2 separate regions of the Homo sapiens genome follow, and region 2 is linked to region 1. A link is a contact called in ENCODE Hi-C or POLR2A ChIA-PET data. All regions are on one chromosome and are shown on one strand. The core of a region is the stretch at or near the end of the contact, and the rest is flanking DNA. Distances in the headings are between cores, read along the strand shown. Region 1 holds the start of IL10RA (interleukin 10 receptor subunit alpha). Region 2 holds the start of ATP5MG (ATP synthase membrane subunit g).

Region 1 (3,802 bases), core at 430-2,929:
TCAGATGTGTTAGTCCCTGGCTCTGCCCAATCCCTGTCCCTGCTCTAGCACTATTCCTAGGCTTGGCCCCATCCACACACCTGATCCCCACCCTGGCTTGGCCCAGGCTCCAGCTCAAAGCCACCTCACTAAGTACACAGACAGCCTGCTTGCTGACATCTGCCTCCTTCTCTTCATAGGTCTCCTGGGCTCCCCAAGCTAAGTGCTTGCCTCATTCCCTAGTTTCTGGGAGGGCTTTGCCTATAGCCAGATGTCCAACCTCTGGCTGGGCAAGGACAGATGGAATAAATCAGCTCTGGCTCTACACATGGCTGAGGACATCCCCACAAGAGCTGGCACCTGTAGCTCCGAGGAGAGATACTCAATACCAATTCCTAGCTCTACTCTCCCTTTACCCCCAGTACACACCATTCACCATGGGAAACACTGCTGAAGGCATTGTCTTCTTTGTAAGAATGCAACAAACATTTCTACTTTAAGAGTCTTGTTGATCAAGCAGACTGAAGTATGTGCAAGGCCAACGGCTGGTTGGTTCCCTTTCTCTCCTCCTTGATCCTCTAAGTTCTCTCCATTTGACAGCGACTCTGCTCCCGCTCCCTAGTGTTCTAACTTCTCTACATCTCTCTAATCATGCACCTGTTTTTTATTTATTTTTTGGGGGGGAGGACTCTGTCATCTGTCTCTTGCTTTCTTTCTTATACCGTCTTTGATCTTCACGTCAGTGCCTTGATTTCGAAACATTAGACGGAAAGTGAAAAATGCAGCGAGTCGTTGTGGTATTTGGGCTGCACATCTCCGACTCAGCTCTCGATCACGTGAATGGCTGACTGCATGTTTTACTTTGTATTTTGGTGTCATGAAGAAGCAGTTTCGGTCCTTGCTCTCTGTCTCTGCTCTTGGTCCTTCCAACTCCCGGCTCTTTCATTCTGTCTCTGGGGTTTACTTTTCTTAGTTGCAGAAACCTTGCCGGAGAACTGTCTGGGTTAGGAGCCTGAACTGGGTTAGAAGCCTGAACTGGCTGGGTTAGGAGGAGAGAGGCAGGGGGCAGTGGGAGTGAGTTGGGGGCTACAGGTGGAGCAAGGGGGATCAGATCGGGGTGATCAGTGAGGGATGAAGGTGAGATGGGAGAAGGACAGACAGAGGTTAGTTGAAGAGTCGACTAAGAGAAGGGAGAGTCAGGAGATCAAAATTATTCCCCAAGGGGACAAGAAGTCCCATCATTTGAACCTAAACAGCAAAAAACCTAGAGCTAAACTTACGGCTCATCTAGAAGTGGGTGGATGATGAGGTTTGCGGGTTGGGGGTTTGGCCTTGCGCATACTTCTCTATCCTTCCCAATCCGTCAGTTCCTGTCAATTTCAGCCTCTTCCACTTCCACAACAGGTGAGCCTGAGATCCAGGTTTGCCAGAGTAAGGGAGCACCCGGGCACCGCTCTGCCAGAGGGCCAGCCAGCCAGGGCTCTCCACTGGATGGAGAACTTTAATGGAGCGGGCGCGGAGAGGGCAGGGCAGGGAAGGGCCGCGTCCCGGAGCCTTACCATGAGCGTCTGAGCCAAGACGGAGGCTGAGGAGCGCCGCCAGCAGCACTACGAGGCACGGCAGCATCCTGGGCGCGCCGCATCGTCCGGGGCCGGAGCGGAGCCGGCCTGCGCGCCTCCAGCTACCCTTGGGCTGGGACTGACAGCTCCGCCGCCCGCTCCGCCAGCGCCCCGCAGGGCTGACGTCAGCGGGGCGAGGCCTACAGACGCCCCGCCCCCGAGGCCGCGGACGGGGAACCACTGTCCCACAGGGCTACCGCCTGGGGCAACCCGAGGCTGTCCTGGGGCGCTAGCGGGCTCCGGCCACCCCTCCCTTTCCTTCCCTCTGGGCCTCCAGTGCCTTCGGATCAAAGTGGTCCGGGTAGCCCGGCCGGCCGTGGGTACGTGTGTGTGGGTGTGTGCGCGCGCGCGTGTGTGCATGTGCTGGGAAGCAGGTGGCCAGGCACAGCCTCGGCCCTGAGTGCGGAAGGTGGGGTGAGGGCGTCCGAGCCGCTTTTGCCTGGCGTGCCGGCTTGGCGTTAAGGATGTGGCCGCGGCCGCTCCGAATGGGGAGGAGGTAGTTGCAGGCCCTTGAGGGCAAAGGCGCCAGGACGCCGGTGTGAGTCTTGGCGTTGCCCCAGGGCCTCCCCGTCTGGGGGTCTGAGGACACCGATGGATGAATACTGAGTAGTCCCCTACCTAATTGTTGGAGGGGGGTCCACAACTAAGCAGTTTATGCAGACCTGCCCCCAAAGTCCCAGGAAGCTGAGAGACCCAAGAAAGAGGCTTTTAACCAGCAGCTCAGCAGCTGAGCCTCAAACCGCGATTTTTAAAATTTTTTTATCTATTTTTTTTTTTTACAGTCTCGCTCTGTCGCCCAAGCTGGAATGCAGTGGCGTGATCTCGGATCACTGCAACCTTCGTCTCCCAGGTTCAAGCGATTCTCCTGCCTCAGCCTTCCGAGTAGCTGGCATTACAGGCATGTGCCACCACGCCTGGGCTAATTTTTGTATTTTTAGTAGAGACGGGGTTTCACCATGTTGGCCAGGCTGGTCTCGAACTCCTGACCTCAGGTGATCCACCCGCCTCAGCCTCCCAAAGTGCTGGGATTACAGGGGTGAGCCACCGCGCCCAGCCTTAAACCGTGTTTTAAACTTAGTTTCTCTTCTTTCCTTTTTTCTCTTCCTCCTCTGGGCCTCAAGATATAATTTTGAGACAAACTGCATGTATGTTACCTCTCATCTTAAAACACAGCCTCAGGACGTGCTGTGACCTCCACTCCCTTTCCTGTCCCATACTGTACTCCCATGCCTTACGCACGTTTATTTACCTACGTGCTTGTTAAGCACACGCTATGCTCTTACCTGGTCATATATTTCCTTAGATGCCTCAGGAGCTGCGTCCTGATAGGGACCAGGCACCTCCGGAATTCTCTCTCCAACAAAAGCTTACTTCAGGAGTTGAACATATACCCTGCTGAAGAGTAACTAATTTATAACCTGGCAGGATCCACGATTGCACCAGCCCCTCCACCAAATAAGACGATAATTAAAGAGGACCACTGGAGCAAGTCACACCACCTGGTACCTCCTAACCTCCCCCTTGCCTTTTCTGCATTTCAGATCCTTTCTTAAAAAACCCCTGCGTTCCCCCCATGAATTGAAGAGTGGAATTGTTTGCTGCTCTTCCCCTGCTAGCATGGCAGCTAGCAGATTTTCCTTTATTATCCATTCTTTCTACAAGCAGAGAGCAGCCAGATCCTTTTGCAGGTTACAGGCTGACACATCCAGTTTCTTCGAAAAAAACATTTAATAAGGACTTATAAACAGAAGCTACGTTTGTGTCTCCATGATTCACCCCCAGGACCAGGGCTTATAGACCACAGGGGAAGGGTGATTCAGAAAAGATGTGTAGGACAGTTGAAGTATGATAACATCAAGGTTGTTTGACCTAAGGGCCGGATTTACAGTAAGTGTTTGCACTTACACAAGGAGCAATTGATAAATTGGGAATCTCAGAGGTCTTCTGGGAGGCTCCAAAGCCAACACGGCCAAAACTGTGGATTAGCATCCAACATGGAGTTGCTTTAGCCTCCATAAGGACTTCTCCCAGTCTCTTCTGGGTTTCCCTTGCTTGCTTGAAATCTGATATTCAGACCAATTTTTGTGTTGGGTAATAGCACTACTGGAGTGCTGGGTAACACCTCAGCACATCCTCAGTCTCTCGCACCTCTGTGTCACTTGGCTCATCTGAGGCCATCTCCAGGTGAACCAAATATGTGAGGA
Region 2 (3,802 bases), core at 539-3,038, 420 kb before region 1:
CTCCCAAGTAGCTGCGATTACAGACATGCACCACCAAGCCTGCCTAATTTTTGTATTTTTTGTAGAGATGGGGTTTCACTATGTTGGCCAGGCTGGTCTCGAACTCCTGCCCTCAAGTGATCTGCCCGCCTTGGCCTCCCAAAGTGCTGAGATTACAGGCGTAAGCTACCGCCGCAGGGCCATCTCTTTTGATTTATATAAAATTGTAGAGCTCTATGACAGGTATCTTAACAATCTTAGTAAAGTAAAAGATTTTCTTGCAAGCTTATGAAATTATTTGGGAAAATGTGTAAAATGTTTCACTAGTAGGCTGTGAGGTTCTGCAGGACAGCCTTCAATAACTCATAGTTTGGCTGGTGATGGAGGGAAGGGAGGAGAGAATGGATAAATTACCCGGCTGGCGCTGTGGCTCACACCTGTAACTCTGGCACTTTAGGAGACCGAGGCGGGAGGATCCCTTGAGCCCAGGAGTTAAGAGACTAGCCTGGGCAACATGGTGAAATCCCGTCTCTTAAAACATACAAAAATTAGCTGGGTGTGGTGGTGCGTGCCTGTGATCCCAGCTACTCAGGAGGCTGAGGTGGGAGGATCGCTTGAGCCTAGGAGGTGGAGGCTGCAGTGAGCTGTGATCTGCACTGCACTCCAGCCTGGGCGACAGAGTGAGTCCCTGTCTTCTAGGAAAAAAAAAAAAAAAAAAGAAAGAAAGAAAAAGAAAATACCCAAACCAAACTCAAACACAGCAAAATAGGCTAGAAAGTATTACATTTTTTTTGAAGTTCTGCTTTCTATTCACATTTCATAAACGTAGGCAAAAGTTAAGAGATCCGACCTTCAGTCACTTACTGGAATACAGCACATCTAGGAAAAACTTACGTCAATTTAGCTTATCTCACTTCAGGAATAAAATGAATAGCTTGCCACTGAGAAGACAACTGAAATATTTACTGGCCAAATAAACTAGTACTCAGAGGCTGTGATTATTCAGGGTTGTTGTGAAATACAGCGGTCTACCAGTGAGGCTCTTCAAGCTGAAAAAATTCCACGAATGCTAAGCTTCGTAACAAAGATTATTGTTTATACGGATCCCGTCCTATGCTTCTCGGGGCATGGATACTCATCCATGAAGTCCATTTCCACCTAAAATTTCCCTCGGATTAAAGCGGAAGTATCTTAGAATCCGTCTAGGACAGAAAGCAAAGTCAACGTTCAAAAAAGCTCACCCATCCTTAAACATTTCTGTTGACTTCCAAATACTCCACTGAGAACAACACCACATGTAATGAGGCCGAATTGATTTACTTTCACGTTTCTGCCCTTCCTTTTCTTAGCTCTCCTAACAGAACCATCCCCTCTAGATCCCTGCTCTTAGCGATCTCAGGGGGCGTAATGGTTGCAGCTGCCGGGCAACGCCGGGCTTCCTTCACACTACCTCTCTTCCCAGTCGTGGTTAGAATTCAGGAACTTCTAGGTTGTGTAGAGAACCCAATCTGCAGGTCAGACGAGTGGAAGGCTAGAAAAGAGTCGCCAACCTGCTTCCTGCTCCCTCCACCTGCAGGCCATCCCGCCCCGGCACCCGCAGGCCCCTCGGGTCTTCGCAGCCCGCTTCTTCCTCTCAGGCCATCGCAGGCCTCCCTGCCGCCCGTGTGCCCGCCTCGGCGGTCTCACATCGCGCTCACCGTTCACCAGCGCCGGGGTCTTCTCCACAAGGTTACGGACAAATTGGGCCATGGTTCTGGAATGGAGAGTCCGTCGCCCCGAACCGCCGGCTGAATGTCACCCGCCGGAAGGACCCGCTGCAGGACCCCGTCCCACTTCCAAGGTCAGGCCGCCTCTTTTCGCGCCGGTCGAAGATACTTAAATGTCCAAAGATCTTTGCAGAATCCAGCCTGTCAATTTAATTTTTCAACATGGAAGAGAAAGTGGATATGAAAAGATGGTATTAGAGAGCATGTGAAGAACAGTAGGATTCCGCAGAGAAGCAGGCATTTTGTGGGGCAGCCACTCGTAGAGGTCCGGAAAACCGGCAAGGAGCGGAAATGCGCATGCGCCCTGAACCTGCAGTGCTTTTCTTGGCGCCGACCTCCGCTATTTTGCGTAGGGTGCTTTCGCCGCGATTCTGAGAACCTTTGAAGTCAGTACTGGAGAAGGATTCGCTGAGATTCTTCTAGTCCAACACGATCGTTGTACAGAGGTAGAGAGGGTCCAAGGCCAAACATATAAAGTTAGGGGCCGAGCAATCACCACACAGGCTGTCACCAGGCTCAACCCATAGCCCTTTTTATTTGAGACAGTCTCGCTCTGTCGCCCAGGCTGAAGTGCAGTGGCACGACTTCGGCTCACTGCAACCTCTGTCCCCCGGGTTCCAGCGATTGTTGTGCCTCAGTCTCCCTAGTAGATGGGACTACAGGCGCCCGCCACCACGCCTGGCTAATTTTTGTACTTTTAGTAGAGACGGTGTTTCACCATGTTGGCCAGGCTGGTCTCGAACTCCTAGCTTCAAGTGATCCACCCGCCTTGGTGCTGGGATTACAGGCGTGAATCACCGCGCCTGGCCCCATAGCCCTTTTAAAGTTGATTTTTTGTAATCCCAATCTCCCCAAAGTGCTGTATCACGATTGGAATCCATTTCCCCTAATTCCCTAGTTAACCACAAGGAGCTGTGCAGATGTGAGGAAAAAATCACCTGTATTGAACGCCCACACTATGCCAGGCATTTTGGAATTTAAAGAAAGCCTGTAAGGCATTGTCCCCATTGAGACTGGGCTTGAAAAATGGCCACACAGTTTGGAAGTGGCAGAGTTGAGATCTGAAGTTGCAATGTATACTCAGAGAGGGGGCATTCCATCAGATTAGGCATGGTGCTGATTTCAGCATACTTCCTAGAAAAGATCCTTGAGCCGATGTGTAAGAGAACAGCTGTATACTACAGAGGGCTGAAACTTCATAGTTTAATATGAGGAGGAAAAGATGTATGTAGGGAAGTGGCATTTGATGAGAGGAACAGAACTATAAGTAATGTAACCTGGGGAAGTCTGAGCAGAAGTAAATCTCCGATTTTTGGAATGGTTAGAGAGATGGAAAGAAAAATTAGAAGTGTAATCAAGGAACTAAGAACTTTTCAATGAAGGAGTGATTCTGCTGCCCTAGATACTGCAGAAAAGTCAAATTAAGGATGGGAAAGTTAATTTAGCAATATGGCAATCTTTAACTAACTAGCGCCTTTTCAAAAAATTAGGATAGAATCCAGGGTGAATGGTGAAGAAATATGGCTGTAAAGGATTACAAGTCAGAAAACCAAAGGGGGATGTGGAACTCAGGGGAGAAATTGAAGACAGAGAAGAGGCAGTCATTTATTTATTTAGAGATGGGGTCTTGCCACATTGCCCAGGCTGGCCTGAAACTCCTGGCCTCAAGAGATCATCCCACTTCAGCCTCTTGCTTAGCTCTGGGATTACAGGCACAGGCCATCCTGCCTGATAAAAAGGGATATTGACAAGAGCCCTGATGAGGCAGGAAAAGAGAACTAGCCAGGGATCTATGGGGCCTTTTCCACAGATGTGATTATGGGAGAGAGGTCTGAAAGTCTTCAAAGTCTCTGAAGTCTTTATCTTCCCAGCAAAATGAAGGCAAAGTCATCGGACTGTGAGGGGTCAATGGGAGGGGGGTATGAGAAGGAATTTGAGGAAGGAGGCCAAAGTTTGGAATAGCTGAAGGACACACAGAAGGGTTGTTGGGCAACGTTAGAGATAAGTTTGTGGTTGTACCATTCTAAAAATTGTGTTTTTCCTCCAACAATGGTCTG

The links. A loop is a pair of places that touch in the nucleus more often than their neighbours do. ChIA-PET counts read pairs that join two places held with the same protein, here RNA polymerase II (POLR2A). Pooled maps may share reads with other maps.
Region 2: a loop to region 1 is called in a pooled map, with 6 times the contacts of the local background. The contact joins the promoter of ATP5MG here to the promoter of IL10RA in region 1. A Hi-C loop is called at or near these places in 2 of 37 single-sample maps with no recorded cell type and 8 of 50 pooled maps. POLR2A ChIA-PET finds 5 or more read pairs at or near these places in 2 of 52 experiments (CD8-positive, alpha-beta memory T cell and activated CD4-positive, alpha-beta T cell).

Annotation. Positions count from the first base shown.
Region 1 is chr11:117,984,271-117,988,072 of GRCh38, reverse strand. It overlaps IL10RA (interleukin 10 receptor subunit alpha), which reads right to left and starts at 1,679. Exons shown (of 7, transcript NM_001558.4): 1 at 1,539-1,679. The coding sequence starts at 1,605. RefSeq lists enhancers at 502-801, 2,192-2,251 and silencers at 1,602-1,881, 1,902-2,001.
Region 2 is chr11:118,399,592-118,403,393 of GRCh38, reverse strand. It overlaps ATP5MG (ATP synthase membrane subunit g), which reads right to left and starts at 1,788. Exons shown (of 3, transcript NM_006476.5): 1 at 1,677-1,788. The coding sequence starts at 1,728. The region is part of intron 3 of LOC100131626 (a long non-coding RNA gene); the gene reads left to right. RefSeq lists enhancers at 15-605, 1,064-1,927, 2,048-2,127.